Regions from separate parts of the Homo sapiens genome. Here region 1 is linked to region 2. Evidence: chromatin loops called from intact Hi-C (ENCODE). Cell type or tissue: CD14-positive monocyte. All regions are shown on one strand. Links, peaks and the distances in the headings refer to the core of each region. The heading gives the core; the rest is flanking DNA. Region 1 has its middle 350 kb from the start of MIR5702. Region 2 has its middle 240 kb from the start of MIR5702.

The links. A loop is a pair of places that touch in the nucleus more often than their neighbours do. Peaks named below come from ENCODE experiments on the same cell type or tissue, not always from the same donor. Only the 100,000 strongest peaks of a DNase experiment are listed, where the experiment ranks them.
Region 1: a loop joins it to region 2, with 2.6 times the contacts of the local background. A loop is called at or near these places in 2 of 110 quality-filtered maps.

The regions. Positions count from the first base shown.
Region 1 is chr2:226,303,371-226,306,297 of GRCh38, reverse strand. No RefSeq gene overlaps it. Among named protein-coding and RNA genes, the nearest start is that of MIR5702, 350 kb to the left of the region's middle. In CD14-positive monocyte, for the core only: no CTCF peak of the experiment used is centred there; a DNase peak (open chromatin) is centred at 1,797; H3K27ac peaks cover 714 bases.
Region 2 is chr2:226,421,963-226,424,889 of GRCh38, reverse strand. No RefSeq gene overlaps it. Among named protein-coding and RNA genes, the nearest start is that of MIR5702, 240 kb to the left of the region's middle. In CD14-positive monocyte, for the core only: no CTCF peak of the experiment used is centred there; a DNase peak (open chromatin) is centred at 1,189; H3K4me3 peaks cover 1,351 bases; H3K27ac peaks cover 2,500 bases.

The DNA of each region.
Region 1 (2,927 bases), core at 330-2,829, 120 kb after region 2:
ACATACCAAACCTGAAGAGCCAGGTCTCTGAATTCTCATTTAATGTTTTAAGTCTTGTATGAGTCTACATCATATAGCACCTCACACCACTCATTCAATAACTAGTTTATTGTGCATTATTTTTAAGTATATATCCTTCCCCAAGCCGTATAATGAGCACATTTAGGGTACTCTAGGATATCTTATGATCATTGAGATTTACAATTGGATGGGACATCAAATCCAGTGAAACAACTTCAGAGACTGCTCCTCTCTGCTCCCAAGATCCACATTCCCCTCCTGAATGCACAATTAGACCACTTTTCCCAAGTTAGGTGTGGTCATGGGCATGAGTTCTAGCCAATGGGATGTGAGCAGAATTGTCTTGTGCCACGTACAATTCTTTCTACTCCTCCACTAACTCGGAGAAGAGAAAAGGGAACATGTTGAAACTAGAAATATTTCATATATGTACATAAACACACATTCTTATGGATGTTGACTAGTAATCTTATTTATGTACATATGTGTGTATTTGTGTGTGGAGTGTATGTGTGTGTGTATCCTTCCTTAGAATATGTACAACAGATGAAGCTACAAAGCACTTATAAAGATGAGAGAGACTTTGGAACTTGTTTTTCCCCTCTTCTTTCTTGTTACACATAAACAAAGTTAAGTGAATTAAGAGACTTACCCCTGGGCACCTGGACAGGGACTAGCAGATGTGAAATTAAAGCTCAGGTTTCTTTGCTCTCAACCAAAAAATATCACAAAATATCCAGTGAAACACTATTTGTGCCGGATGATCACAGTTTTTATGAGACAAAGGGTTTCCTGGTCACGTGCATTTGGAAAATTCTGGGTTATACAAAGCATAATAAGTTCATTTGCTGCAGGATTTCTCAGGACCTTAATTTAATTTACCAGTGAGTTCTGTGAGTCTTCATGAGGGCAGCACTGAGTTTTCAGAATGTTCCCAAGTGATTTGTTACTAGGAAGCAGGGTTCCACATTGCACCAGGTTCAGCTTTTCCCCTCATTTGTACACAACCTCTCTGTGTGTTGAGAATAGAACGTGAAATTTCTGTTCACGTCTCTGTCAACAATAACAACTTGACCGTAAGCTAGTTCTAGTTACTTCTTTGGGCCTCAACTTTTCCATCTATAAAAGGAAGTGTAAGATGGTTTTCTTTTGAGGGTCTGATTATCTGTGTTAAATGCTGCCTATCAGCCATATGTGGAAGGGGACAAGACCAGGATACCTCAGGGTCAAGTTCTAGTTCTGTCACTAACAAGATGGATGACTGTTGGCTCACTGAACCTTTGCAGACCTCTCAGTTTTTATCTGAAAAACAGTAAAGTTGGACTAAACGGTCTCAAGCTCTATGCTCTAGATCACTGTGTTTGATAGGCCAAATATTATTCAATTTTACAGAGACTAGACCTGCCCTGAGAAGTGCTATAAAAAATAGCGAACTATTCAAATTTGATGAGCTGAACCTCAGAGAAAAGTGATACTATGAAATAATGTTACTTTTGGAATAGGAAAGAAAATGAAGGTGGCCCTCTTATTCTAAGATGGAGGGAAGAAGAAAAGAGTGAAGGGAATCAAAAATCGTGATAATATAAGGGGGGAAAGTTGAGAGGAAAGTATTATAAGTGTGTTGGAAATTTCTGAGATTAAGTTCCTCTTTTTCTCCTATCAAGTCACAGATTTCATAACATGACTAAAGAAACTAATTAAATAAGGGTAGTACTTTTACAGAATTGAAAAGGAACTCTAGCACTATTAAAAACTATATCCTCAATTCAAATGACTCATCTGGGGAAAACCAGGCGCCAAATATATCAACATCTCAAATAAAAGTTAACAAAATGGAAATACTGATGTCATCATTAGTAGTTTACAAAAATGAATATTATTCGCTGATTATAAAAGTAGTACATTTGAACATATATTGCAAATACTTCCCCCAGCTTGTCACTTCCTTCTTATCCTTTAGTCTTACAATATAGAACAATTTTTTAAAAATATAATCTTTACTGAATCTTCATTTATTATAAATAGAAATTATTATATTTCTGGTGCATTTGAAAGGCTTTTTGTGATAAGGAGTGAGGCAGGTATCAGATTCATTTTCTCCCCCATATGGTTAGTCAATTGTGTCATTACATTTTATAAGCCATTATTTTTCTCATTAATTCAAAAACGCCTTTTAAAATAAACTTACATAGTTTAATTTATCAATATTTTCCTTTAGAGTTTCAATGTTGAAAGAAAACCATTTTCTTCTACTAATGTGAATGTGTAGTTTATTTTGTTTTTCATCAAGAATTATTTGTGATGAAAGGCATGAAAATGGGATGATCATTTTAGCCAATATTTACCCAGTTATTTTCAGCACCATTTATCTACTCTTCCATCACTGATTTCAAATGTCAACATTCTTGCACGATAGAGATAGAGTTTGCTTTTGTTCTTTCTGTTTTGTCTCTTTCTGTGCCATTACTATACCTTTAAGATTGTTGTGCATTTATAATATACTTTAATATCTGATTGTATATTCATAAACAGCTGGTAAAGTCCCTGTCATTATATTCCTTTCCTCTTAATGCTCTTGGCTATTTTTGTATTTAGTCTTCAGATAAAATTTAGAATCATTTGTCAATCTAAGTATAATTATACAGCCAGGAGTAACATGTGTTATTTGGATATAGAGGCTTTAATGTTCTGTAGGGCTTTTTGAGATATCATAGGGAAAGTTCTTATGGAAAAATATGAACTTTTTAAAATGGTAAGTTCCTTTGCTTTAGATCAATATTCAGCCTGAATAAGAGCGAAGGACATTTATAAATTTTTATTTCTGTGCTGTTTATAGACTTTTTTTAAAAAAAAGAAAGCTATATTCTAATTTTAAGTCCTTAAAAAGTTTCACTGTCACCACAAAA
Region 2 (2,927 bases), core at 146-2,645:
CCTGCAGAAGCATTCCAAAATAATATTCCTAGCACTTGAGAAAAGAGGGTTGAGGAGAAACTATTTAAACACAGAGTGCCAGGAGTGTGTCTTTGTACTTTCTCTCTCTCAATCTCTCTCTCTCTCTCTCTCTCAATCTCTCTGTCTCAATCTCTCTCTCTCTCTCACTCGGTCTATCACGTTTCTGGGAGTAAGATCTGTTGATGTTTGTTTCAATTCAAGTGTGTGTGTGTGTGTGTGTGTGTGTGTGTGTGTGTGTGTGTGTAATTTAAAACCATGGTCATTTTGGCAATAATTCAGATGTACCCAAAGCTCTGTAAAACAAAACAACAGAAAAACTGGAAAACAGATTAAACTTGTGACCAGCCATTGAATGATTTACAGTTATGTGCTACTATTAAAACTAATTTCCCTAGTGGTTTCACTAGTTTTTCTGTATGCTGAAGAGTTACACTGCAGTGTGACAGATCTTTGTCTTGTTGGTAAATCACACAACATTAACGAGGTATTTAATGACTGTGAATTGGAGCTGTGATTGAGTTCTGTCTGAATTTGCAGAAAATGTTTGACTTAGAGCTCTTAGAAAATCCAGAACAGACCTTTCTTTTGCCTTACCAGCATGCTTTATTAATCACTGAAATACCTGCAGAGTACTCAAGGACTGCAAATCAAATGGGGTTAAAGGATATTCATCTGATAAGCTTCACATAAAGTCTAGATATTCGGCAATTTATTAGGAAACGCACGTACCAGCCCCAAATGAAGTTGCTGGTAAATTGGCTGTATTATTTTGCCTGCTAAGAATCTCTCTCTTTCTCTCTCTCTCTTTCTTTCTCACACTCTGTAATGTTTTCTCCCTACAATGGTCATTTCTGTGTTACTTGCTGCAGGAGCCCCATGAGGATGAAGGCAGGAGAAACAGACTATGTGCCAGGCAGCTGGAATTCCTCTAAAGCCTTTTCCTTTGAAATCAAATTCCTCCTTTCACAGGTTTATAAACAGCCCTTCCTGTGATTTTGCAGTACAGAATATGAAGATTGCCCCTGCCAGCTCAAAGCGCAGCTAGGCGCTAAGCCTCTGTTGCAGCGAGCTGGTTCCTCTGCAAGCTGCATGCTCACCATCAGGGTATGATCAGCATTATGCCATCATCCAGGGGGCGGGAGGCTGACTGTAATGCTCACACACAACCCTCCCCACTCTGTCTTGCAGGTAGCAAGACTGTTACATTAATGTGAAATGCTGGGTTCTGTTTCTGCTTTGTTTTCCCCTGCCAAGATCGTCGCAGTGATATAAAAAGAAGGAGGAAGCACAGACTGGGCAGGGTTGCTTTGTGGTTAAGAGGTTGTGGAAGTGATGATGGAGGTAGTTTCTCGTTTCTGTGATGAGCAAGAAGAAGTTTCATTTTCTTCATATGATTTCTTTTCCCATGTAACTGTCGAATTTCTAGCATAGTGGGGAAAATATATTGATAGATGTGATCTTAGATGGAGAAACTTGCTAAGCCTATTGGGTACATACATCGTGGCATGGTTAGTAGTTAGTCCTTGTGCTAGAGTTAAAGACAAATATTGGGGAAGCTATCCCATATGCATGATTATTAAATTCTTGATAGCATAATTATTGCAAGTGGCATAAAATTTAGACCAGTGAGTAACTGAGCAAATGTTCTACTTTGATAATTATGTATTTGATTTGTAAATTACATTAATATTTGTGATCAATGGCAGTGTTGGTACTATCAAAATAAACCCTATCTTATATTTCTGCATGACTGTACCCTAAGTTAAATGTATTTCAGATTTACTTCAAGTGCTTTATATAACAGAAAACTCTATGTTTGATGAATTTTAATAAATCAAACTACCTTTTAACCCCATGGTAGTGAAACGAATGTATGTAAGTTGATTACTTAGTGATCACTATGTGCCAGGCACAGTGCTAACTACTTTGTGTAAATTTTGTAATTTTAATAATCACAAAGACTGTATAATTAAGATACTATAATAATCTCCATTTGATGCATATAGAAATTGTCCCAGAAAGGTTAAATAACTTACCTTAAGTATTTAGTGATAAAGTTTGAGTTTCAACTCAGGCAGCCTGATACCAAGAAACAAACCCAATTACAGTTGCTTGATCAGAGCACTTAGTCTACTAGAGTAGATTAACCCAGCCTTCATGTATAATAGGAAGCTATTAATATGGTGAATAGATATTTCCCCCATCCTTATGGGAAAGTAGGATCAGAAGCAATTTGCATTCATTTGAGACAAAAATTTGTATACATTGGTGGGTCACAGTGGCTCATGCCTGTAATTTCAGCACTTTGAGAGGCCAAGGCGGGCAGATCACTTGAGGTCAGGAGTTTGAGACCTGCTTGGCCAACATGGTGAAACCCGTCTCTACAAAAATACAAAAATTAGCTGGGCATGCTGGCACACACCTGTAATCCCAGTTACTCAGGAGGCTGAGACATGAGAATTGCTTGAACCTGGGAGACAGAGGTAGTAGTGAGCCGAGATCGTACCACTGCATTCCAGCTTGGGTGACAGAGAAAGACTCTAAAAAAAAAAAGAAGTATACATTTACTGTCTTTTCTCATGGCTAGTTAGCTTGCATTTCTTACCATTAAGACAGAGCACAATACTTAATAGGTATCTTTTGATACTAGCATATGCCACATTTGGATATGCTGTTCCCATTCATTTACTGGGTGACTTGGAAGACTGACAACTTTGAGTGGGGCCTGGAGCAGGAAAAGGTCCCACAGTAAGTCCAGGTTGCCATGCAAGCAATCTGTCACTTGGGTCAGCAGATCACGTGGCACCACAGGGAAAAAGACACACTGTAGAGTTTATTGCAAAACCCAATAGGAGAATTATGATAAAGACCCAAGGAGCATGGAACTAGGTTGCAGCATTTGCAGC